Regions from separate parts of the Homo sapiens genome. Here regions 1, 2, 3 and 5 are each linked to region 4. Evidence: read pairs that join two places in POLR2A ChIA-PET (ENCODE). Cell type or tissue: endothelial cell of umbilical vein. All regions are shown on one strand.

Region 1 (5,000 bases), 730 kb before region 4:
GGTTGCCATTCTCGTGTGCATTATATTTCTACTAACCTGCTAATTTTTTTTTCTTTTTTCTTTTCTTTTCTTTTTTTTTTTTTTTTTTGAGACAGAGCCTCACTCTGTTGCCCAGGCTGTATTGCATGCAGTGGCAGGATCTCAGCTCACTGCAATCTCTGCCTCCTGGGTTCAAGAGATTCTCCTGCCTCAGCCTCCTGAGTAGTTTGGATTACAGCCTTGCTGACATACACCACCACGCTGGGCATTTTTTTTTTTTTTTTTTTTTTTTGGTATTTTTAGTACAGACGGGGTTTCGCAATGTTGGTCAGGCTGGTCTCGAACTCCTGACCTCAGCTGATCAGAAGTAGGTGAGGTCAGAAAACGCACCCTGGGAGAGGCTGGCAAAATGCCCAGAACGGCCATCGCTAGGCCTGGGGTTTTCTTCTGTACTGAAATACTACTATTCATGTAGTGCGGGGACAAAACCAATTAGATACTTCTGGGAGTTAAAAAGAGATGAATTTACAGTGCCATTTGAGAAGGGGTATTAAGGAATTTTCCAGGGTACTGACGCGTGTCAGGTGCAAACTGCAGGTTCGGAGAGAGCTAAGTATTTTCTGTCCATGAAGGTGATAAGGGGGGTCTTGAAGAAAGAGGAAGGGGGGAGGACACTGGCGCCAGAAATAGGAAAGGGCTGCTTGGGGGTGGGAAGGATGGGTCGGGGTGCTATCTAGAAAGCTGCCTGGCAGTGGATGTAGGATGTAGAAGCGAGACATCAAACAAGAAGCTGTCGCTTAAATAAAGTCTGAAGATAGACTAGATATGTAAACGGCAGGAGATAGTAGGGAAACTGGACCCGTCTCCTCATAAAACTTCCCGCCTTATGTTTCAGGGAGGACCGCAGCGCATTTCGGCCAAGACAGGTGAGACTGCGGTTCTGACCTACGGGCCTCGATGAATTGCGTTAGGGCACCTGGGCTCCGGGAGAGCCGTTCCACTCCACAAAGTAAGCGTGTTATGTCTGCAAACGAACGGGGACACTAAGAGCCCCAAAGGCCCTGCTTTCATCCCAAAGAACAGCCCCCGTCTGCGTAGTTTGTACCTGGCTCTGTGAGGTGAGAACACATTCCCCGCTAGCACAGAAATCCTACAAACTCCTGAGGGGGCTGCGGTTAGAAGCAGACGCTGTGTAAAAGGGGACTCTGGAAGCTAGAGAAAAACACGAAAATCTTCACAGAGCGTGAGAACCCAAGACGCTGGAGACCGTGGATCAATTTCTGCAATAAGCAGCCTTATGTTCAAAGGGAAGAGCTATGCAGTCTTCGCGCTGGTTAGCCTAGGATAAACCGGCTGACACTCCTTACTTCTCCAGCGAGAAAGACAGCGACATGCCACTTCCTATTTTGCAGGCTTCTGACTGTAACAGTAACACTTAAGGGCACCACAAAAAACACAAACCAATGAAAGAAAGCAGTAACAAGGAGCGTACGGTCTATTTTTGAAACCAGAAAAAAAGAAATCAGGGAAAAGCACGGACACAGCCCCCCACTACCACAAATTATGCAGTCGAGTTTCCCACATTTGGGGAAATCGCAGGGGTCAGCACATCCGGAGTACAATGAATAAGCCTCAGCCCTGGGAAAACCACCTTCGTGGTCACGTTATCTCCCCTGCCAAGTAAATATGAGCTCCTGCACCTCCGCCCCGTACGCCTCACCCTTTACACGCACGGTCACTTCCCCGCGCACCCGCGAGCCCTCCTAGCCCTGACACACAGCTGGGACTCTCAGGTCCGACCAGCGGTCCTGAACCCGCTCCCACGGCACGGGAACTCCTTCGTGGCGAAGCAGCATGTGGCGAAGCGCAGCCTCTGCGCTGCCTCATCTACATAGAAGTCGCCCTATCCGTGATGTCACCGACAGTGCCTTTCCCAGTCCCCGTCTGCTCTTCCACCCCAACCTCCGCCAACTCAGCCGACCAACCCGCTGCTGAGCCGGCAAAGGGAAGTGACGTCTGTCTCTCCCTTTTTTCTCTCCCGCTCCCTTGTCTGTTCTCTCCCAAAGAAGCTGGTCCTTAGCTTCTATTGCGGAGCAACCTTTCGGCGACCAGCTGGAGCCTGGGCACCCTTCTTCAAATAATGGCCTTTAATTCGCAGACGAGAACGTTTAGGATGACAAAAGAAACTTTTTTTTCACGTCCTTACCCTTGTGATGAAGCATTCCGCTTACATATATATATGTAATGTTGGGTTTCTTCAGATATATATATATATATGTATATGTGTATAAATATCCAAATATCCTAAAAGACACGGCCCTTCATGATTCCATGCCATTAGACATTTATAGGACCATGCATGGTGATCTCCTCCACACAAAAATAAATGCTGGTGCAGAACAGGTAAGTGAAATTGAGTACATCAGCTTTTGGGCATTTTAAACCATGGGTCAGAAATGTTAGGGCAAGAAGGCAGGTTGACAGCAAGAGGGAGTGTTTTTCTTTCAATTTTCCAATAGCAAAGTGTTGTTTGCCGCTGTCAGTTCAGAGTGAGGAGACAATTTGTTGTTGTTGTCTGGTTTTGTGGGGGTTTTTGTTTGTTTTTTAGTTTGTTTTTGAGACAAGGTCTCACTGTCCCCCAGGCTGGAGTGCAGTGGCACGATCAGGGTTACTTCTGCCTTGACCTCATGAATTCAAGCAAACTTCCTTACCAATCCTCCCGAGTAGCTGGGACTACAGGCATGTGACACCACACCCTGGGGTGTGAACTGCGATTTTATATTTTCAGTTGGCTCCCTAATGGAATAGGTTCCCTTACTATTCTGGAATACAGATTGTCTTCATGATTATCATTCTCGTGTGCATTATATTTCTACTACCCTGCTAATTTTTTTCTTTTTGAGACAGAGTCCCGCTCTGTCACCCAGGCTGTATTGCAGTGGCAGGATCTCAGCTCACTGTAGCCTCCACTTCCCGGGTTCAAACGATTCTTTTGCTTCAGCCTCCTGAGTAGCCACCTGGCTAATTTTTGTGTTTTTAGTAGAGACAGGGTTTCACCAGGTTGGCAGGCTGGTCTCGAACTCCTGACCTCAAGGGATCGACCCGCTTCAGCCTCCCAAAGTGCTGGGATTACAGGCATGAGCTACCACGCCTGGCTCTCAAACCATTTTAAGTAAGCAAAGGCAGATTTGTCTGGCTTTTTAGTACATTGCTGAATTATCCTCCAATCTATATTTTTAGGAAGGACCTGGGGAATGGCAACATGCACATATTTGGCTAAAATGTGAACCTTTCATGTTCTGCTTGAAAATCCTTCCAATTTGCCTTTTGCAACCAGTTAGTGGCCTTGCCTTCTTCACCAGAATGTGAATTAATTGATAAAGGCCAGAATATTTGGGCTCAAAGGTTTCGACAGTTAAGTCGAATTTTCTGCCAAAGCCTATAGGATCTTGGAGCCTGCTTTAGAAACAGAAGAACGAAATGTGTTTAACTTTAGATCAGGGAAGTCCTTTATTTTTTTTTATTTATTTTTATTTATTTATTTTTTTTGAGATGAAGTGTTGCTCTGTTGCCCAGGCTGGAGTGCAGTCGCGCGATCTCGGCTCTCTGCAAGCTCCGCCTCCCGGGTTAACGCCATTCTCCTGCCTCAGCCTCCTGAGTAGCTGGGACTACAGGCGCCCGCCACCACGCCCCGCTAATTTTTTGTATTTCTAGTAGAGATGGGGTTTCACCGTGTTAGCCAGGATGGTCTCCATCCCCTGATCTTGTGATCCGCCCGCCTCCGCCTCCCAAAGTGCTAGGATTACAGGCGTGAGCCACCGCGCCCGGCTATAATATTCTTAATTCACATTTTGGTGAAGCGGTGTACACAATGGTAGGCTCCCCTCTTCCTGTGGGTTTGGGTTTTACCTTGAAAGGGGCTGTCAGAACAGAAGTTTCAGGGAAGGGGCCAGAGCCCTGGGGACTTTCCTCAGGTGATGGTGATGGAAGAAGAGGCAAGGCAGGACAGGAAGGCTCAGGTAAGAAAGACTATGCAGGTGCAGGGGCAGGAGGAGAAGGAGCAGTTGGAGGCGAAAGAGACAAAGCCTCCTCAATATTTCTCAATTCAGAAAACGTGTCAGTTTACCTCCTTAAGCTTACTTCCTCAATGGAGGCAATTTTCTTAGTTCTTTTTTTTTTTTTTTTTTTTTTTTTTGAGATGGAGTCTGGCTCTATTGGCAGGCGGGAGTGCAGTGGTGTGCTCTCGGCTCACTGCAACCTCCGCCTCCCGGATTCAAGCAATTTTCCTGCCTCAGGCTCCCGAGAGCTGGGACTACAGGAGCCCGCCATCAAGCCCGGCTAATTTTTTGTATTTTTAGTTGAGACGGGGTTTCACCATGTTGGCCAGGATGATCGCCATCTCTTGACCTCATGATCCGCCCGCCTCGGTCTCCCAAAGTGCTGGGATTACAGGCCTGAGCCACCGCGCCCGGCGCAATTTTCTCAGTTCTTTTAGAAATTTTAGAAATTTAGAAATTTGGAAATTTCTAGGTCTCATTGCAAGTAAGTCTCCCATTTAATTTGTCTTGTTCTAAAACCAAATTTCTCTCTCTCTCTCTTTTTTTTTTTTCCTTCAGACAGAGTCTCACTCTGTCGCCCAGGCTGGAGTGCAGTGGCGCGGTCTTGGCTCACTACAACCTCTGCCTCCCAGGTTCAAGCAATTCTTCTGCCTCAGCCTCCTGAGTAGCTGGGATTACAGGAGCCCGCCACCATGCCCGGCTAATTTTTGTATTTTTAGTAGAGACAGGGTTTCACCATGTTGGCCAGGCTGATCTCGAACTCCTGACCTCTGGCTCCCAAAGCGCTGGGATTACAGGCGTGAGCCACCGTGCCCAGCGTAACCAAGATTATTGAGCCATTCTAATTTGTCAAAAGAGTCACATTGATTTTAAAAAAAATAACGTAATGGGCCAGGTACGGTGGCTCACGCCTGTAATCCCAGCACTTTGGGAAGCCGTAGGGGGCGGATCACGAGGTCAGGA
Region 2 (5,000 bases), 870 kb before region 4:
TTGATTGTAAATGTTTCTTATCAGACTTAAAAAGGTGCCTAGATTAGGGAAAAGGCCTGGAAAGGGATTCCCTATAGCATGTAGACTTTCCCCACAAGAGACAACTTTGTAGGGACATTTCAAAATATGATAAAAAATGTATTTTAGGGTAAAATATTTTCATTTCTTTCAGGGCCTGCTATCTGTCATGTAATGCTACACTAGAGTCAGCCTGGAGTTTGGTGTCTTATTGCTACAAAAAGTCTTGAGATCGCTGTTGTAATGTCAGTTGGGCCTGGTCGGATGTGCTGGTCAGTTGTGCCTGAATTCCAAAGGAAGGAGGGTATAATGAGGCATATCTGACCCCTACTTCCCATCATGGTCTGAACCAGTTTTTCAGGTTAACTTTGGAATGACCCTGGCTGAGAGGAGGGGTGCATTCAAATAGTTGAGGGGCTTGGAATTTTATTTGTGGTTTACACTATAGAAAGTATTTTTCCAGTATTACCTGGACAATGTGTCTCCCTGTCAGTATCCAGGAATGGCACCTGGATCAAGCATTTAGTGTTCAGTTGCTACACTCTCACCTAATCCCTCATTTTCAATATTTTGCCATGTTTTCCAGTGACCCAACTGGCCACCATGTCACAGACTTTATGGTCTCCAAGGGAGACCCCTCCATTTCATGTTTTGTGATTTGAGCAACAGACTGGAATCTACTTGAAATTTGCAAATGGTCTTTGACTTGGGCTTTCCAATTTTGCTCTACTTCACAGTGTTTTCTGGGTTATATACAAGGGAGATGATCCAGTCATTTGTTAAGCGCCTCAAATAAGACATGCCCTAGATGTTTTTTTGTTTGTTTTGTCAAATTGGGATTATTTTTGTGTCTTTGGAGAATATAAAATACTAACATGAGGTAAGCACTAAGGTTCTGAGATGGCCGTGGAAGAGATGACAAACTCCATCACCATGCCTGAGAGTGTCCAATCGTCTCTGCGGGGGCCACATATTTTTGTATTACACTGTATTTGAAATAACAACAACAACAAAAAACCCTTCAAGATTCATAAAATTGGACAACTGTCTTTGTAACACTTCTAGTGGTAAAACCAGTAAGGATGGCTAGTTTGCAACCCATCTGAGCAGCCTCTCTGGTTTCATAGATATGTTTTCTCTCTGACATTGAATGGCTTTCAACTTGAAACGGAATGCTACATCACAAAGATAAACAGGTTTGAAAGGAACCGGTTTTCCTTGTAATCCTAAACGTTCAAGTCTGCGCATTAAAAGACATTATCTGAAGAAGGGTGCACAAGCTTCCTGTTGGCCGCCAGAAGGGTTCTCTGCAGGACACAGATCAAGTACCACAGTCTTAGGGGGAGACCAGACGTGGGATCTCTGCGCACCTCCCCAAAGGACAATGGCAGGAGGAAAAGGAGAAAGAGACAGACGTCACTTCCTCCGCCAGCTCCGGCAGCGGGTTGATCGGCTGAGTCGGCGGAGGGTGGGGCGGAAGAGCAGACGGTGTCTGGGAAAGGCGCTGTCGGTGACATCACGGATAGGGCGATTTCTATGTAGATGAGGCAGCGCAGGGGCTGCTGCTTCGCCACTAAGGAGTTCCCGTGCCGTGGGAGCGGGTTCAGGACCGCTGGTCGGACCTGAGAGTCCCAGCTATGTGTCAGGGCTAGGAGGGCTGGGGGCGGGGGGGGTGGGGGGGGGGGGCGTGCGCGGGGCAAGTGACCGTGCGTGTAAAGGGTGAAGCGTGTGAGGCTGTGGCGGGGCGGAGGTGCAAAAGCTCATACTTACTTGGCGGGGGAGATACCATGATCACGAAGGTGGTTTTCTCAGGGCGAGGCTTATCCGTTATGTTCCGGGTGTACTGACCCCTGCCATTTTCCCCCAATGTGAGGAACTCGACTGCATAACTTGTGATAGTAGGGGACTGCGTTCGCGCTTTCCCCTGGTGCTTCTGTGGTGCGAATAGTAGGTGAGCCGTAAGTGTTTTTGTAACTCAGGGTGCGGGCTCGTGTTTTGTGGCTGTGTTCTGTCCGGTCAGTTGTTTCCGTTCGCAACGGTTAGTTTTCCTTTGTGAGGCCATGTTTGGGGACAGCTTAGAACTATCCACTTACTCTCTTGGGAGGCGAATTTCAGTCTCTGTTGGTTGGGGTGTTCTCCCAGGTTAGCTGCCGCGGTACTTGCTAGGTGGAGCTCAGGGATCAAGGGTCGGGAGCTTTCTGGTTTGTTCAGTGCTCCCAGGGCTTCTAACATCTCTTAAAAACTCTGGTGTTTTCTGTCATCCTCGGAGTTACCTCTTAGCCTCTGTTTTTTTTGTTGTTTTTTCCCCCCCTCCCTAAGACAAGTCTCGCTGTACCGTCCAGGCTGGAGAACTGGCGCGATCTTCCCATCTCAGGCTCCCGAGTAGGACAACCGCACGCCACCACACCCGGCTAGTTTTTTCTCTTTTTTTTTTTATTTTCTTTTCTTTCTCTTTCCTTTCTTTTTCTTTTTTCGTAGCAGTTTCACCATTCTGCTCAGGCTGGGCTCCACCTCCTGGGCTCAAGTGGTCCGCCCAGCCTTCTGAAGTGCTGGGATTGCAGGTGCGATCCATCTTGCCCTGGCAGCTCCTGCTTTTCACCACAGCATTCACGGGAGTTTGTAGGATTTCTGTGCTGGGGAAACGTGTACTCAGTTAATAGAGCCAGGTGGAAGTTGTACTCAGAACTGGTGGTTTTCTTTGGAATGAAAACCGTGCATGTTGGGGGCTCTTAGTGTCCCCGTTCGGTTGTAGGCATAACACCCTTGCTTTGTGTAGGGGGAGGGCTTTGCCCGTGCCCTGGTGCCCCGGCGCAGGGCATCGAGGCCTGCAGATCAGAACCGCAGTCTAACCTATGTCTTGGCGGAATACCCTGCTAAGTCTCCCTGGAATGTAAGATGGGAGGTCTTGTGAGGAGGTTTCTACAAGTAAGAAAACAAATTTCCATTCGGTTTTTATTGACAAAATTGAAAATTATAATAACTGAGTCCAGCCTCTCAGATGACAAATGTCTTTTGCACTGAGAGCTGGGAACCGCCGCTTGCCTCAGCTCCTGCGTGCAGGTGCAGCCCTCGCTTCCCTCCACACTTTCTCCAGCGGGTGTCAGTTCCTCCACAAGAGACAGACAGCGTTCTGCAGAACCACAGCGCTCAAGGCCTTCGAGAGCCAAAAATCTCGGAGCGAGCTGCCCTGTCCTGGCTGTACCTCACGACTGACCTAGAAATGGCCTTTGCTGGGAGCAAAGGGTAGGGGGGAGATGGTCGTCGGAGCTGGGGCCTGTGCACTGGACCAGGTTGACCCACGGGAGGGGAGGTACCCAGAGTTAGAAGGGGGCCAAGCACTGAGACCTCACCATCCTCAATCTCCAAAAGGACTCAGAGAGATGCAGAGACTGAGACAAGCTTCCTTTTTTAAGGAAAGAGAAAACTACTGAGGAAGGCCCCAGGGACTCTGAACCAAAATCCAGACTTTTTTTTTTCCACCTGCAGCTTTTTGTTTTTATTTTTGCTTGAGAAGGTGTCTCGGTCTGTTGCCCGGGCTGGAGGGCAGTGGCGCAATTTCGGCTCATTAAAACCTCCATCTCCCGGGTTCAAGCAATTCTCCTGCCTCGGCCTCCCTAGTAGCTGGGACTGCAGGTGCCCGCCATGACGCCCGGCTAATTTTTGTATTTTTATTAGAGACGAGGTTTCACCATGTTGGTCAGGCTGGTCTCAAACTCCTGATCTCAAGTGATCCACCCACCTCAGCCTCCCAGAGTGCTGGGATTACAGGTGTGAGCTACCGCGCCCAGCCCGCACCTGCAGCTTAATCCCATTTCGCTGGTGCAACTTCATCCTTCCGTATGCTCAGGCCAATAAACAGTACTGTAGGCTGGTCGTTCTTTGACCCCCATACATCCTATTGGTCGGAAAATTATGTTTTCTCTTTGGTTAACCGCAGACTTTGATATGCACACTCTTTCTTGGTCTGAAACCCACCCAATAGTCCCATACGTAGATTTTTGGATAAACATAGAAATGGACCCTTCTGATCTGAAAGTTTGAAACTCGATATTTGTTTTATTTGAGTTCCTTCCTTCAGGCCTCTCAAAAAAGATATCAAAGAACTGAAAGTCACCCAGACAATGAGACGCCGGACCCCTCATTCATCCTGATTGCTTCCTTGCCCCTCCCTAGTTCCTGTTTTCTTTCTTTTCTTTCTTTTTTTTTTTTTCTTTTTGAGACAGAGTCTCCCTCTGCCTCCCAGGCTGGAGTGCAGTGGCGCTATCTTGGCTCACTGCAAGCTCCGCCTCCCGGGTTCACGCCATTCTCCTGCCTCATCCTCCCGAGTAGCTGGGACTACAGGCGCCCGCCACCACGCCCGGCTAATTTCTTTTCGTATTTCTAGTAGAGACGGGGTTTCACCGTGTTAGCCAGGATGGTCTCGATCTCCTGACCTCGTGATCCGCCCGCCTCGGCCTCCCAAAGTGCTGGGATTACAGGCGTGAGCCACCGCGCCTGGTCTAGTTCCTGTTTTCTTACACATTGTCACATTCTTTCCCTGCCATCTAAGCCTCTAATTTTGGTTGGTCAGGGAGATGGATTTGAGACTGAGTTCTCATCTCCTCCGCTGCAGCACCCTATTAAAGCCTCTTCCTTGGCAATAACCGTCTCAGTGATCGGTTTTCTGTGTGGCAAGCAGCGGGAACCCCAGTTCTCTGAACTTTGGCAAAGGAATCTCCTGATAAAGGCGGGATCGATTTTACTGACCAAGCTGAAAACGATCAGACGTTTGAAAGCCTTAATCTCGGAGCCTGTCGGAGTTTGGTCTGCCCTTGAGGCTTTTCTTTGGGCCTACCAGTCAAAATCAGCCTGGCCAAACCTGTCTTCAAGGACCAGGGGCAGGGCCGGCTTCTCCCGCCGGGTCGGCAGCCACCTTCCCCTTCCCTGTGACTTGAAGAGAAGCTTCAGGGGGCGTTTATTCAATTTGCGAGGAGCCCGCGAGG
Region 3 (5,000 bases), 1.1 Mb after region 4:
CCTCTAACTTTTCACTAGGCATGACCACTGCTCTATTTTAGATAGAGATTCAGTGCGGCAAAACCTGAGAATTATCTGCCCGGCTAGCAAGAAGATAGCTCCTTGCATTTTTGCGGGGAGAGCACTTTTGCTTCAAGGGAGTGTTTCTTCCCAGGATTATAAATCTTTCTGTAACCTCAGGAAACACTGCTGATGAAAACCAGGCATGGTGGCTCTGGCCTGTAATCCCAGTGACTCGGGGGCTGAGGCAGGAGGATCACTTAAGCCCAGGAGTTGGAGGCTGCAGTGAGCTATGATGGCACCACTGCACTCCAGCCTAGGCCACAGAGACAGATGCTGTCTCTGAAAGAAAAAGAAAAAAGAAAGAAAAACATTGCTGACGAAACTGCGGCCTCTTTTGCAGCTCAATAAAAAGCTATTTATTCACTGGCTAAGGTTGTACTAGGTAATCACATCACTTTAGATGATATATTTAGCTGAGCAGGGAGATGTATGTGTGGTGGCAAATACCTTTTGTTGCATATACATAAATGTTTCCCATGCAGTAGAACCTTCTCTAGAAAAAAAAATTAGAAAAGAAGCCACTTGGCTACAAGAAATCACTAAAGAAGAAATGGTATTTGATGTTTTCCCTGATGTTTTCAGTTGGCTGCCTAATGGAATAGGTTCCCTTACTGTTTCGGGATATAGATTCTCTTTGTGATTATCATTCTTGTGTGCATTATATCTCCACTAGTCAAATTATTAATGTTATGTATTTCTCATTGTTTTACTTCTTTTGAGAAACGAAATTCATGGTACTCTGAAGACTAGAGATGATTCAACAAGTGACAGCAACTATAGAATTGGCCGAGATCTCTCTGTCTCCCCCCCCCCCCCGCCCCCAATTCTGTGATGCCAATTCAGCTTCTGGGCACTGTTAAAAATTCCTTAGTGAGAGGGCTCCTTTCCTCCCCTGCCCCCAGTGTGGGACAGGACTATCTGGGAATGAGCCTTTCTGGCAAGGAGAGATACAGCTTTTGATCGACAATGCTTTCAAGAAAGACTTTTTATCTGGCCGGGCGCGGTGGCTCACGCCTGTAATCCCAGCACTTTGGGAGGCAGAGGCGGGCGGATCATGAGGTCAGGAGATCGAGACCATCCTGGCTAACACAGTGAAACCCCGCCTCTACTAAAAATACAAAAAATTAGCCGGGCGTGGTGGCGGGCGCCTGTAGTCCCAGCTACTCGGGAGGCTGAGGCAGGAGAATGGCGTGAACCCGGGAGGCGGAGCTTGCAGTGAGCCGAGATCCCGCCGACAGAGCGAGACTCCGTCTCAAAAAAAAAAAAAAAAAAAGACTTTTTATCTAAAGGGAGAATGAGGAAAGAAGAGAACTTTTATGAGGAGTGTGAGCCTTTCCAAATTCTCAGGCCCAGAGAGGCATTACATTGTGACAGCAACCACATTCTGCTTCCTTTTTGTACAATACTGTATTTGAAAAACAAAAAAAAAAACCTACGAGACTCATGAAATTGGACAACATTCTTTATAACACTACTACTGGTAAAACCAGCAAGGATGGCTGGTTTGCAGTCATCTGAGCAGCCTCTCTAGTTTCATAGATGTGATTTCTCTCTGATAGTCAAAGGCTTCCAATTTTAAGCAAAATGCTACTTCACAAAGATAAACAGCTTTGAAAGGAAACGGTTTTCTTTGTAATCCTAAACGTTCTAGTCTGCGAATTAAAAGCCACTATTTGAAGACCGGCGCACAGCTTCCAGCTGGCCGCCAGAAGGGTCCTCCGCAGGACACAGGTTAAGTAGTCGCTTCTTTGGGGGATACTAGATGCGGGGTCTGGGCGCACCTCCGGAAAGGACAAGGGCGGGAGGGAGAGGTGGGACAGCAGACGTCACTTCCTCCGTCGGCTCCCCCAGCGGGTTGGTAGGCTGAGTGGCGGAGGGTGGGGCGGAAGAGCAGAAGGAGACTGGGAAAGGCACTGTCGGTGACATCACCGATAGGGCGTTTCTATGTAGATGAGGCAGCGCAGGGGCTGCTGCTTCGCCACGAAGGATTTCCCGTGCCGTGGGAGCGGGTTCAGGACCGCTGGTCGGACCTGAGAGTCCCAGCTGTGTGTGAGGGCTAGGAGGGCTGGGGGTGGTTGGGGATTGGCTGGAGTGGTGCTGGGGCAAGTGACTGTGCGTTTAAAGGGTGAGGCGTATGGAGCTGTGGCGGGGCGGAGATAGGTGCAATCTTATTTATGTGGCAGGGCAGATATTATGGTTACTGAAATGCCTTTTAAACCCGACTCAACTATTTCATTTCAAGTGTGCTGTTCTGTCATTTTCTCCAAGGTGGGAAGCTCAGCTGTGTAATTTGTAGTAACGAAGCAGAAGTTACAACGAAAAGACAAGTTTTCCTGTGCTTGGCAGGGCCCCCCTCCCCCCCACCAAGGCCTGCAGTGGATAGAGCCTAGCAGATCCTGGACAATACTATCCTAAAAGCTACATCTCTGACAGTGATTTCCAGCGACTTTGTCAACACGGTCCGCCCCCAGCAAGTATAAGAGGAAAAACAACAAATGTCTTTACTGCCTTGTCTTTCCCCCTTGCCACTTGTCATTATTCAAGTTTTGTAAGTTCCTGATTTCCATTCAGTGCAGCTGCAAGGTTACCAGCTGTGCTTGCGTTGCAAGACCTGTCACAGTTTGATTAACTGCCTTCTTTCTGCTTCTGTAAGCCCTCTTGCCTGCCCCGCGAGTTTCACACCATCAAATTCCTGCTGCACCATTCAAACTAGCCAACCCCCTTTCAGAAGTGTGTATAAAAGTCAAGCCCCCTGTCTTTCTTCGGGGCTCATGCTAGGCCCGAGTGCATTCAATAAAATCCTTCTGTTCCACCCGTTGGTCTCTTTGTTCTCCTGATTCCCGCAACAGTAGTAGGGGACTGCGTTCGTGCTTTCCCCTGGTCTTTCATGGTATGAATAATAGACAGCATTTGTTTTTTTCATCTATAGTCGCAGGCCCAGTCTCAGTGATTGTATGGTGTGGTCAGCTGTTTTTGTTTTTGTGAGACCTTATTTTCTTGTTTACTGTCCTGGGACAGATGTCTGTAGTCACTTGTTTCCTCAGGAGGCAAATTTCAGTCTCTGTGGGGGAGGTCTCTCATGTTAGCTGTGGTGGTACTTGGTGGGCAGAGCTCAGGGATCTAGGCTTCCCTGCTTTGTAGATTGCTCAGTGGTCCCCAAGGCCTACTGGCTTTTAACACCACTTGAAAACCTTAGTGTTTTTCCATTGTCCCCGGAGTCACCTCTTACAGAGCCTCTTTTTTTTGTTTGTATTTTTCCCTGAGACAGAGTCTCACTGTATCTGGTGGGATCTTGGTTCAAGCGATCCTCCCACCTCAGCCTCTGGAGTAGCACAGGCACGAGCCATCGCAGCCGGCTAATTTCTGTTCTTGTTTTGTTGTTGTTGTTGTTGTTGTTTTGTTTTTTTAAGAGTTGAAGTTTCGCCATGTTGCCCAGGTTGGTCTCCAATTCCTGGACTCAAGTGATCCGCCCTGCCTTGGCCTTCTAAACTGCTGGGATTACACGTATGATCCATCACACCTGGCTAGCCCCTGCTTTTCCCTATAGCATTCATGGGAGTTTGTAGGATTTCTGTGCTGGGGGGAACGTGTACTCAGCTCATAGAACCAAGTAGAAATTGTACTTGGAACTGGTGCCATTGGGTTGTAGACATAACACGCTTGCTCTTTGTATGGAAAGGGCTTTGCCAGTGCCCTGGTGCCCCTGCACAGGGCATCGAGGCCTGCAGGTCAGAATGGCAGTCTCACCTATGTGTTCGTGTAATACGCAGCAATTCTCCCTGGAATATAAGATGGGAGGTCTTGTGAGGTTCCTACAAGTAAGAAGACACATTTCCCTGAAGTTTGTATTGACGAATTTAAAAACTAATAATAACAGCCCAACCTCCTGGATGGCAAATGTCCTTTACATTGACAGACCGCAACTGCCCTACTTGCCTCAGCTCCTCCGTGCAGATGCAGCCCCTGATTCCCTCCACACAGGTCATTTCCTCTCTGCTTTATCCAAAAGAGGGAGACAGCGGTTCTGCAGGAACCGCTAGGCCTTCAGGCCTTTGCTAGGAGCAAAGTAGGGGGAAATGGTCGCTGGGGCTGGGACCTGGGCACTGGGCCAGGTTGCCCTGCAGGAGGGGAAGTACTCAGGGCTAGAGGGGGCCAAGCACCAAGACCTCAGCATCCTCAACCTCCAAAAGGACTCAGAGAGAGGCAGAAACCGAGACAGGGTTCTTCTTTCAAGGAAGACCCCAGGGCTCTGAACCAAAATCCAGATTTTTCCCCATCTGCAGCTTAATTCCACCTTAGTTGGTGCAACTTCATCCTTCCCCTATGCTCAGGACAAAAAACGGTTCTTCTATAGCCTGGTCATTCTCTGATCCCATACATCCTATTGGTCAGAAAATTATGTTTTTTCTTTGGTTAACTGCAGACTTTGGTCTGCACAATCTTTTTCTTTCTTGGTCTGAAAACCACCCCACAGTCCCATATGTAGCTTTTTTGGATAAACCTAGAAATGGACCCTTCTGGTCTTACAGCTTGAAACTTAATATTTGTTGGCCGGGTGCGGTGGCTCACGCCTGTAATCCCAGCACTTTGGGAGGCCGAGGCGGGTGGATCACGAGGTCAGGAGATCGAGACCATCCTGGCTAACACGGTGAAACCCCGTCTCTACTAAAAATACAAAAAAGTAGCTGGGTGTGGTGGTGGGTGCCTGTAGTCCCAGCTGCTCGGGAGGCTGAGGCAGGAGAATGGCATGAACCTGGGAGGCGGAGGTTGCAGTGAGCTGAGATCGCGCCACTCTGCACTCCAGCCTGGGCGACAGAGCAAGACTCCGTCTCAAAAAAAAAAAAAAAAAAAGAAAGAAACTTAGTATTTGTTTTATCTGAGTTCCTTCCTCAGGAAATGACCTTCAGGCCTGTCAAAAAAGCTATCAAAGTACTGAA
Region 4 (5,000 bases):
GATCAAGTTGCCAGCAGGTTCAGTGTCTAGTGAAGGCCCATTCCTCTGTCATCCAGGCTGAAGTGCAGTGTTGCAAGCTTGGGTCACTGCAACCTTCACCTCCCAGGCTCAAGTAACCCTCCCACCTCAGCCTCCTGAGTAGCTGGGACCACAGGTGCTCACCACCATGCCTGGCTAATTTTTTTTTTTTTTTTTTTTTTTGTAGAGATGGGGTTTCACCATGTTTCCCAGGCTGGTCTCAAACTCCTGGACTCAGGCAATCTGCCAGCCTCCTGAGGGAGTGCTGGGATTACAGGCATGAGCCACTGTGCCCACCCCCAAAATTCTACTCATATATATGCATAATTACATAGTTACCAGCCGTTATTTTCTGATACTTTGACTGGCAATTGGTTGAAAGAGTTTATCTAAAGACCTGGAATCCATAGAAGGCAGTCTCTGTGTTAAGGGGTTGTTCTTATTATGCAGATGAAGCCTCCAGGTAGCAGGCTTCAGAGAGAATTGATTGTAAATGTTTCTTATCAGACTTAAAAAGGTGCCTAGATTAGGGAAAAGGCCTGGAAAGGGATTCCCTGTAGCATGTAGACTTTCCCCACAAGAGACAACTTTGTAGGGACATTTCAAAATATGATAAAAAATGTATTTTAGGGTAAAATATTTGTATTTCTTTCAGGGCCTGCTATCTGTCATGTAATGCTACACTAGAGTCAGCCTGGAGTTTGGTGTCTTATTGCTACAAAAAGTCTTGAGATCGCTGTTGTAATGTCAGTTGGGCCTGGTCGGATGTGCTGGTCAGTTGTGCCTGAATTCCAAAGGAAGGAGGGTATAATGAGGCATATCTGACCCCTACTTCCCATCATGGTCTGAACCAGTTTTTCAGGTTAACTTTGGAATGACCCTGGCTGAGAGGAGGGGTGCATTCAAATAGTTGAGGGGCTTGGAATTTTATTTGTGGTTTACACTATAGAAAGTATTTTTCCAGTATTACCTGGACAATGTGTCTCCCTGTCAGTATCCAGGAATGGCACCTGGATCAAGCATTTAGTGTTCAGTTGCTACACTCTCACCTAATCCCTCATTTTCAATATTTTGCCATGTTTTCCAGTGACCCAACTGGCCACCATGTCACAGACTTTATGGTCTCCAAGGGAGACCCCTCCATTTCATGTTTTGTGATTTGAGCAACAGACTGGAATCTACTTGAAATTTGCAAATGGTCTTTGACTTGGGCTTTCCAATTTTGCTCTACTTCACAGTGTTTTCTGGGTTATATACAAGGGAGATGATCCAGTCATTTGTTAAGCGCCTCAAATAAGACATGCCCTAGATGTTTTTTTGTTTGTTTTGTCAAATTGGGATTATCTTTGTGTCTTTGGAGAATATAAAATACTAACATGAGGTAAGCACTAAGGTTCTGAGATGGCCGTGGAAGAGATGACAAACTCCATCACCATGCCTGAGAGTGTCCAATCGTCTCTGCGGGGGCCACATATTTTTGTATTACACTGTATTTGAAATAACAACAACAACAACAAAAAACCCTTCAAGATTCATAAAATTGGACAACTGTCTTTGTAACACTTCTAGTGGTAAAACCAGTAAGGATGGCTAGTTTGCAACCCATCTGAGCAGCCTCTCTGGTTTCATAGATATGTTTTCTCTCTGACATTGAACGGCTTTCAACTTGAAACGGAATGCTACATCACAAAGATAAACAGGTTTGAAAGGAACCGGTTTTCCTTGTAATCCTAAACGTTCAAGTCTGCGCATTAAAAGACATTATCTGAAGAAGGGTGCACAAGCTTCCTGTTGGCCGCCAGAAGGGTTCTCTGCAGGACACAGATCAAGTACCACAGTCTTAGGGGGAGACCAGACGCGGGATCTCTGCACACCTCCCCAAAGGACAATGGCAGGAGGAAAAGGAGAAAGAGACAGACGTCACTTCCTCCGCCAGCTCCGGCAGCGGGTTGATCGGCTGAGTCGGCGGAGGGTGGGGCGGAAGAGCAGACGGGGACTGGGAAAGGCGCTGTCGGTGACATCACGGATAGGGCGATTTCTATGTAGATGAGGCAGCGCAGGGGCTGCTGCTTCGCCACTAAGGAGTTCCCGTGCCGTGGGAGCGGGTTCAGGACCGCTGGTCGGACCTGAGAGTCCCAGCTGTGTGTCAGGGCTAGGAGGGCTGTGGGCGGTGGGGGGGTGGGGTGGGGGGGGGGGCGTTCGCGGGGCAAGTGACCGTGCGTGTAAAGGGTGAAGCGTGTGAGGCTGTGGCGGGGCGGAGGTGCAAAAGCTCATACTTACCTGGAAGGGGAGATACCATGATCACGAAGGTGGTTTTTCTCAGGGCGAAGCTTATCCATTGCGTTCCGGATGTGCTGACCCCTGCGATTTCCCCAAGTGTGGGAAACTCGAGTGCATAATTTGTGATAGTAGGGAACTACGTTCGCGCTTTCTCTTGGTGCTTCTGTGGTGCGAATAGTAGGTGAGCCGTAAGTGTTTTTGTAATTCAGGGTGCGGGCTCGTGTTTTGTGGCTGTGTTCTGTCCGGTCAGTTGTTTCCGTTCGCAACGGTTAGTTTTCCTTTGTGAGGCCATGTTTGGGGACAGCTTAGAACTATCCACTTGCTCTCTTGGGAGGCGAATTTCAGTCTCTGTTGGTTGGGTTGTTCTCCCAGGTTAGCTGCCGCGGTACTTGCTAGGTGGAGCTCAGGGATCAAGGGTCGGGAGCTTTCTGGTTTGTTCAGTGCTCCCAGGGCTTCTAACATCTCTTAAAAACTCTGGTGTTTTCTGTCATCCTCGGAGTTACCTCTTAGCCTCTGTTTTTTTGTTGTTGTTTTTTCCCCCCCTCCCTAAGACAAGTCTCGCTGTACCGTCCAGGCTGGAGAAGTGGCGCGATCTTCCCATCTCAGGCTCCCGAGTAGGACAACCGCACGCCACCACACCCGGCTAGTTTTTTCTCTTTTTTTTTTTTTCTTTTCTTTTCTTTCTCTTTCTTTTTCTTTTTTCGTAGCGGTTTCACCATTCTGCTCAGGCTGGGCTCCAACTCCTGGGCTCAAGTGGTCCGCCCAGCCTTCTGAAGTGCTGGGATTACAGGTGCGATCCATCTTGCCCTGGCAGCTCCTGCTTTTCACCACAGCATTCACGGGAGTTTGTAGGATTTCTGTGCTGGGGAAACGTGTACTCAGTTAATAGAGCCAGGTGGAAGTTGTACTCAGAACTGGTGGTTTTCTTTGGAATGAAAACCGTGCATGTTGGGGGCTCTTAGTGTCCCCGTTCGGTTGTAGGCATAACACCCTTGCTTTGTGTAGGGGGAGGGCTTTGCCCATGCCCTGGTGCCCCGGCGCAGGGCATCGAGGTCTGCAGTTCAGAACCGCAGTCTAACCTATGTCTTGGCGGAATACCCTGCTAAGTCTCCCTGGAATGTAAGATGGGAGGTCTTGTGAGGAGGTTTCTACAAGTAAGAAAACAAATTTCCATTCGGTTTTTATTGACAAAATTGAAAATTATAATAACTGAGTCCAGCCTCTCAGATGACAAATGTCTTTTGCACTGAGAGCTGGGAACCGCCGCTTGCCTCAGCTCCTGCGTGCAGGTGCAGCCCTCGCTTCCCTCCACACTTTCTCCAGCGGGTGTCAGTTCCTCCACCAGAGGCAGACAGCGTTCTGCAGAACCACAGCGCTCAAGGCCTTCGAGAGCCAAAAATCTCGGAGCGAGCTGCCCTGTCCTGGCTGTACCTCACGACTGACCTAGAAATGGCCTTTGCTGGGAGCAAAGGGTAGGGGGGAGATGGTCGTCGGAGCTGGGGCCTGTGCACTGGACCAGGTTGACCCACGGGAGGGGAGGTACCCAGAGTTAGAAGGGGGCCAAGCACTGAGACCTCACCATCCTCAATCTCCAAAAGGACTCAGAGAGATGCAGAGACTGAGACAAGCTTCCTTTTTCAAGGAAAGAGAAAACTACTGAGGAAGGCCCCAGGGGCTCTGAACCAAAATCCAGACTTTTTTTTCCACCTGCAGCTTTTTGTTTTTATTTTTGCTTGAGAAGGTGTCTCGGTCTGTTGCCTGGGCTGGAGGGCAGTGGCGCAATTTCGGCTCATTAAAACCTCCATCTCCCGGGTTCAAGCAATTCTCCTGCCTCGGCCTCCCTAGTAGCTGGGACTACAGGTGCCCGCCATGACGCCCGGCTAATTTTTGTATTTTTATTAGAGACGAGGTTTCACCATGTTGGTCAGGCTGGTCTCAAACTCCTGATCTCAAGTGATCCACCCACCTCAGCCTCCCAGAGTGCTGGGATTACAGGTGTGAGCTACCGCGCCCAGCCCGCACCTGCAGCTTAATCCCATTTCGCTGGTGCAACTTCATCCTTCCGTATGCTCAGGCCAATAAACAGTACTGTAGGCTGGTCGTTCTTTGACCCCCATACATCCTATTGGTCGGAAAATTATGTTTTCTCTTTGGTTAACCGCAGACTTTGATATGCACACTCTTTCTTGGTCTGAAACCCACCCAATAGTCCCATACGTAGATTTTTGGATAAACATAGAAATGGACCCTTCTGATCTGAAAGTTTGAAACTCGATATTTGTTTTATTTGAGTTCCTTCCTTCAGGCCTCTCAAAAAAGATATCAAAGAACTGAAAGTCACCCAGACAATGAGATGCCGGACCCCTCATTCATCCTGATTGCTTCCTTGCCCCTCCCTAGTTCCTGTTTTCTTTCTTTTCTTTTTTCTTTTTTTTTCTTTTTTCTTTTTGAGACAGAGTCTCCCTCTGCCTCCCAGGCTGGAGTGCAGTGGCGCTATCTTGGCTCACTGCAAGCTCCGCCTCCCGGGTTCACGCCATTCTCCTGCCTCAGCCTCCCGAGTAGCTGGGACTACAGGCGCCCGCCACCACTCCCGGCTAATTTCTTTTCGTATTTCTAGTAGAGACGGGGTTTCACCGTGTTAGCCAGGATGGTCTCGATCTCCTGACCTCGTGATTCGCCCGCCTCGGCCTCCCAAAGTGCTG
Region 5 (5,000 bases), 740 kb before region 4:
ATGATGAATGAGGGGTCCCAGCATCTCATTTTCTGGATGAATTTCAGTACTTTGATAGCTTTTTTGACAGGCCTGAAGGTCATTTCCTGAGGAAGGAACTCAGATAAAACAAATACTAAGTTTCTTTCTTTTTTTTTTTTTTTTTGAGACGGAGTCTTGCTCTGTCGCCCAGGCTGGAGTGCAGTGGCGCGATCTCGGCTCACTGCAACCTCCGCCTCCCAGGTTCATGCCATTCTCCTGCCTCAGCCTCCCGAGCAGTTGGGGCTACAGGCACCCACCACCACACCCAGCTACTTTTTTGTATTTTTAGTAGAGACGGGGCTTCACCGTGTTAGCCAGGATGGTCTCGATCTCCTGACCTCGTGATCCACCCGCCTCGGCCTCCCAAAGTGCTGGGATTACAGGCGTGAGCCACCGCACCCGGCCAACAAATATTAAGTTTCAAGCTGTAAGACCAGAAGGGTCCATTTCTAGGTTTATCCAAAAAAGCTACATATGGGACTGTGGGGTGGTTTTCAGACCAAGAAAGAAAAAGATTGTGCAGACCAAAGTCTGCAGTTAACCAAAGAAAAAACATAATTTTCTGACCAATAGGATGTATGGGATCAGAGAATGACCAGGCTATAGAAGAACCGTTTTTTGTCCTGAGCATAGGGGAAGGATGAAGTTGCACCAACTAAGGTGGAATTAAGCTGCAGATGGGGAAAAATCTGGATTTTGGTTCAGAGCCCTGGGGTCTTCCTTGAAAGAAGAACCCTGTTTCGGTTTCTGCCTCTCTCTGAGTCCTTTTGGAGGTTGAGGATGCTGAGGTCTTGGTGCTTGGCCCCCTCTAGCCCTGAGTACTTCCCCTCCGGCAGGGCAACCTGGCCCAGTGCCCAGGTCCCAGCTCCAGCGACCATTTCCCCCTACTTTGCTCCTAGCAAAGGCCTGAAGGCCTAGCGGTTCCTGCAGAACCCCTGTCTCCCTCTTTTGGATAAAGCAGAGAGGAAATGACCTGTGTGGAGGGAATCAGGGGCTGCATCTGCACGGAGGAGCTGAGGCAAGTAGGGCAGTTGCGGTCTGTCAATGTAAAGGACATTTGCCATCCAGGAGGTTGGGCTGTTATTATTAGTTTTTAAATTCGTCAATACAAACTTCAGGGAAATGTGTCTTCTTACTTGTAGGAACCTCACAAGACCTCCCATCTTATATTCCAGGGAGAATTGCTGCGTATTACACGAACACATAGGTGAGACTGCCATTCTGACCTGCAGGCCTCGATGTCCTGTGCAGGGGCACCAGGGCACTGGCAAAGCCCTTTCCATACAAAGAGCAAGCGTGTTATGTCTACAACCCAATGGCACCAGTTCCAAGTACAATTTCTACTTGGTTCTATGAGCTGAGTACATGTTCCCCCCAGCACAGAAATCCTACAAACTCCCATGAATGCTATAGGGAAAAGCAGGGGCTAGCCAGGTGTGATGGATCATACGTGTAATCCCAGCAGTTTAGAAGGCCAAGGCAGGGCAGATCACTTGAGTCCAGGAATTGGAGACCAACCTGGGCAACATGGCGAAACTTCAACTCTTAAAAAAACAAAACAACAACAACAACAACAAAACAAGAACAGAAATTAGCCGGCTGCGATGGCTCGTGCCTGTGCTACTCCAGAGGCTGAGGTGGGAGGATCGCTTGAACCAAGATCCCACCAGATACAGTGAGACTCTGTCTCAGGGAAAAATACAAACAAAAAAAAGAGGCTCTGTAAGAGGTGACTCTGGGGACAATGGAAAAACACTAAGGTTTTCAAGTGGTGTTAAAAGCCAGTAGGCCTTGGGGACCACTGAGCAATCTACAAAGCAGGGAAGCCTAGATCCCTGAGCTCTGCCCGCCAAGTACCACCACAGCTAACATGAGAGACCTCCCCCACAGAGACTGAAATTTGCCTCCTGAGGAAACAAGTGACTACAGACATCTGTCCCAGGACAGTAAACAAGAAAATAAGGTCTCACAAAAACAAAAACAGCTGACCACACCATACAATCACTGAGACCGGGCCTGCGACTATAGATGAAAAAAGCAAATGCTGTCTATTATTCATACCATGAAAGACCAGGGGAAAGCACGAACGCAGTCCCCTACTACTGTTGCGGGAATCAGGAGAACAAAGAGACCAACGGGTGGAACAGAAGGATTTTATTGAGTGCACTCGGGCCTAGCGTGAGCCCCGAAGAAAGACAGGGGGCTTGACTTTTATACACACTTCTGAAAGGGGGTTGGCTAGTTTGAATGGTGCAGCAGGAATTTGATGGTGCGAAACTCGCGGGGCAGGCAAGAGGGCTTACAGAAGCAGAAAGAAGGCAGTTAATCAAACTGTGACAGGTCTTGCAACGCAAGCACAGCTGGTAACCTTGCAGCTGCACTGAATGGAAATCAGGAACTTACAAAACTTGAATAATGACAAGTGGCAAGGGGGAAAGACAAGGCAGTAAAGACATTTGTTGTTTTTCCTCTTATACTTGCTGGGGGCGGACCGTGTTGACAAAGTCGCTGGAAATCACTGTCAGAGATGTAGCTTTTAGGATAGTATTGTCCAGGATCTGCTAGGCTCTATCCACTGCAGGCCTTGGTGGGGGGGGAGGGGGGGCCTGCGAAGCACAGGAAAACTTGTCTTTTCGTTGTAACTTCCGCTTCGTTACTACAAGTTACGCAGCTGAGCTTCCCACGTTAGAGAAAATGACAGAACAGCACACTTGAAATGAAATAGTTGAGTCGGGTTTAAAAGCCATTTCAGTAACCACAATATCTGCCCTGCCACATAAATAAGATTGCACCTATCTCCGCCCCGCCACAGCTCCATACGCCTCACCCTTTAAACGCACAGTCACTTGCCCCAGCACCACTCCAGCCAATCCCCAACCACCCCGAGCCCTCCTAGCCCTAACACACAGCTGGGACTCTCATGTCCAGCCAGTGGTCCTGGACTTGCTCCTACAGCGCGGGAAATCCTTCGTGGCGAAGCAGCAGCCCCTGCGCTGCCTCATCTACATAGAAACGCCCTATCGGTGATGTCACCGACAGTGCCTTTCCCAGTCTCCTTCTGCTCTTCCGCCCCACCCTCCGCCACTCAGCCTACCAACCCGCTGGGGGAGCCGACGGAGGAAGTGACGTCTGCTGTCCCACCTCTCCCTCCCGCCCTTGTCCTTTCCGGAGGTGCGCCCAGACCCCGCATCTAGTATCCCCCAAAGAAGCGACTACTTAACTTGTGTCCTGCGGAGGACCCTTCTGGCGGCCAGCTGGAAGCTGTGCGCCGGTCTTCAAATAGTGGCTTTTAATTCGCAGACTAGAACATTTAGGATTACAAAGAAAACCGTTTCCTTTCAAAGCTGTTTATCTTTGTGAAGTAGCATTTTGCTTAAAATTGGAAGCCTTTGACTATCAGAGAGAAATCATATCTATGAAACTAGAGAGGCTGCTCAGATGACTGCAAACCAGCCATCCTTGCTGGTTTTACCAGTAGTAGTGTTATAAAGAATGTTGTCCAATTTCATGAGTCTCGTAGGTTTGTTTTTTTGTTTTTCAAATACAGTATTGTACAAAAAGGAAGCAGAATGTGGTTGCTGTCACAATGTAATGCCTCTCTGGGCCTGAGAATTTGGAAAGGCTCACACTCCTCATAAAAGTTCTCTTCTTTCCTCATTCTCCCTTTAGATAAAAAGTCTTTTTTTTTTTTTTTTTTTTTTTTGAGACGGAGTCTCGCTCTGTCGGCGGGATCTCGGCTCACTGCAAGCTCCGCCTCCCGGGTTCACGCCATTCTCCTGCCTCAGCCTCCCGAGTAGCTGGGACTACAGGCGCCCGCCACGACGCCCGGCTAATTTTTTGTATTTTTAGTAGAGGCGGGGTTTCACTGTGTTAGCCAGGATGGTCTCGATCTCCTGACCTCATGATCCGCCCGCCTCTGCCTCCCAAAGTGCTGGGATTACAGGCGTGAGCCACCGCGCCCGGCCAGATAAAAAGTCTTTCTTGAAAGCATTGTTGATCAAAAGCTGTATCTCTCCTTGCCAGAAAGGCTCATTCCCAGATAGTCCTGTCCCACACTGGGGGCAGGGGAGGAAAGGAGCCCTCTCACTAAGGAATTTTTAACAGTGCCCAGAAGCTGAATTGGCATCACAGAATTGGGGGCGGGGGGGGAGACAGAGAGATCTCGGCCAATTCTATAGTTGCTGTCACTTGTTGAATCATCTCTAGTCTTCAGAGTACCATGAAAACAATGAGAAATACATAACATTAATAATTTGACTAGTGGAGATATAATGCACACAAGAATGATAATCACAAAGAGAATCTATATCCCGAAACAGTAAGGGAACCTATTCCATTAGGCAGCCAACTGAAAACATCAGGGAAAACATCAAATACCATTTCTTCTTTAGTGATTTATTGTAGCCAAGTGGCTTCCTTTCTAATTTTTTTTCTAGAGAAGGTTCTACTGCATGGGAAACATTTATGTATATGCAACAAAAGGTATTTGCCACCACACATACATCTCCCTGCTCAGCTAAATATATCATCTAAAGTGATGTGATTACCTAGTACAACCTTAGCCAGTGAATAAATAGCTTTTTATTGAGCTGCAAAAGAGGCCGCAGTTTCATCAGCAATGTTTTTCTTTCTTTTTTCTTTTTCTTTCAGAGACAGCGTCTGTCTCTGTGTCCCAGGCTGGAGTGCAGTGGTGCCATCATAGCTCACTGCAGCCTTCAACTCCTGGGCTTAAGTGATCCTCCTGCCTCAGCCCCCGAGTCACTGGGATTACAGGCCAGAGCCACCATGCCTGGTTTTCATCAGCAGTGTTTCCTGAGGTTACAGAAAGATTTATAATCCTAGGAAGAAACACTCCCTTGAAGCAAAAGTGCTCTCCCCGCAAAAATGCAAGGAGCTATCTTCTTGATAGCCGGGCAGATAATTCTCAGGTTTTGCCCCACTGAATCTCTATCTAAAATAGAGCAGTGGTCATGCCTAGT

The links. ChIA-PET counts read pairs that join two places held together with the same protein. Peaks named below come from ENCODE experiments on the same cell type or tissue, not always from the same donor. Only the 100,000 strongest peaks of a DNase experiment are listed, where the experiment ranks them.
Region 1: POLR2A ChIA-PET joins it to region 4 with 6 read pairs; 12 of 35 experiments call an interaction of 5 or more read pairs at or near these places.
Region 2: POLR2A ChIA-PET joins it to region 4 with 5 read pairs; 9 of 35 experiments call an interaction of 5 or more read pairs at or near these places.
Region 3: POLR2A ChIA-PET joins it to region 4 with 5 read pairs; 2 of 35 experiments call an interaction of 5 or more read pairs at or near these places.
Region 5: POLR2A ChIA-PET joins it to region 4 with 7 read pairs; 12 of 35 experiments call an interaction of 5 or more read pairs at or near these places.

Annotation. Positions count from the first base shown.
Region 1 is chr1:144,550,277-144,555,276 of GRCh38, forward strand. It overlaps RNVU1-2A (RNA, variant U1 small nuclear 2A), which reads right to left and starts at 1,667; the gene lies at 1,503-1,667. LOC105379574 (a long non-coding RNA gene) reads left to right here and starts at 1,939. Exons shown (of 2, transcript XR_001737761.2): 1 at 1,939-2,382. In endothelial cell of umbilical vein, no CTCF peak of the experiment used is centred here; DNase peaks (open chromatin) are centred at 1,535 and 1,925; H3K4me3 peaks cover 1,115 bases; H3K27ac peaks cover 1,095 bases.
Region 2 is chr1:144,410,796-144,415,795 of GRCh38, forward strand. It overlaps RNVU1-15 (RNA, variant U1 small nuclear 15), which reads left to right and starts at 1,781; the gene lies at 1,781-1,945. RefSeq lists enhancers at 1,680-2,388, 2,255-2,942, 2,943-3,632 and silencers at 1,706-2,055, 1,880-2,174. In endothelial cell of umbilical vein, no CTCF peak of the experiment used is centred here; DNase peaks (open chromatin) are centred at 1,447 and 1,886; H3K4me3 peaks cover 1,028 bases; H3K27ac peaks cover 798 bases.
Region 3 is chr1:146,385,215-146,390,214 of GRCh38, forward strand. The region is part of intron 3 of LOC112268274 (a long non-coding RNA gene); the gene reads right to left. LOC100996756 (a long non-coding RNA gene) reads left to right here and starts at 1,333. Exons shown (of 2, transcript XR_159169.5): 1 at 1,333-2,108; 2 at 2,332-2,875. In endothelial cell of umbilical vein, no CTCF peak of the experiment used is centred here; a DNase peak (open chromatin) is centred at 2,327; H3K4me3 peaks cover 289 bases; H3K27ac peaks cover 719 bases.
Region 4 is chr1:145,278,826-145,283,825 of GRCh38, forward strand. It overlaps RNVU1-14 (RNA, variant U1 small nuclear 14), which reads left to right and starts at 2,291; the gene lies at 2,291-2,454. It also overlaps the pseudogene LOC101060170. RefSeq lists an enhancer at 2,042-2,766 and silencers at 2,211-2,500, 2,668-3,007. In endothelial cell of umbilical vein, no CTCF peak of the experiment used is centred here; a DNase peak (open chromatin) is centred at 2,386; H3K4me3 peaks cover 937 bases.
Region 5 is chr1:144,543,735-144,548,734 of GRCh38, forward strand. No RefSeq gene overlaps it. Among named protein-coding and RNA genes, the nearest start is that of RNVU1-2A, 5.7 kb to the right of the region's middle. In endothelial cell of umbilical vein, no CTCF peak of the experiment used is centred here; DNase peaks (open chromatin) are centred at 2,697, 2,951 and 3,315; H3K4me3 peaks cover 771 bases; H3K27ac peaks cover 1,019 bases.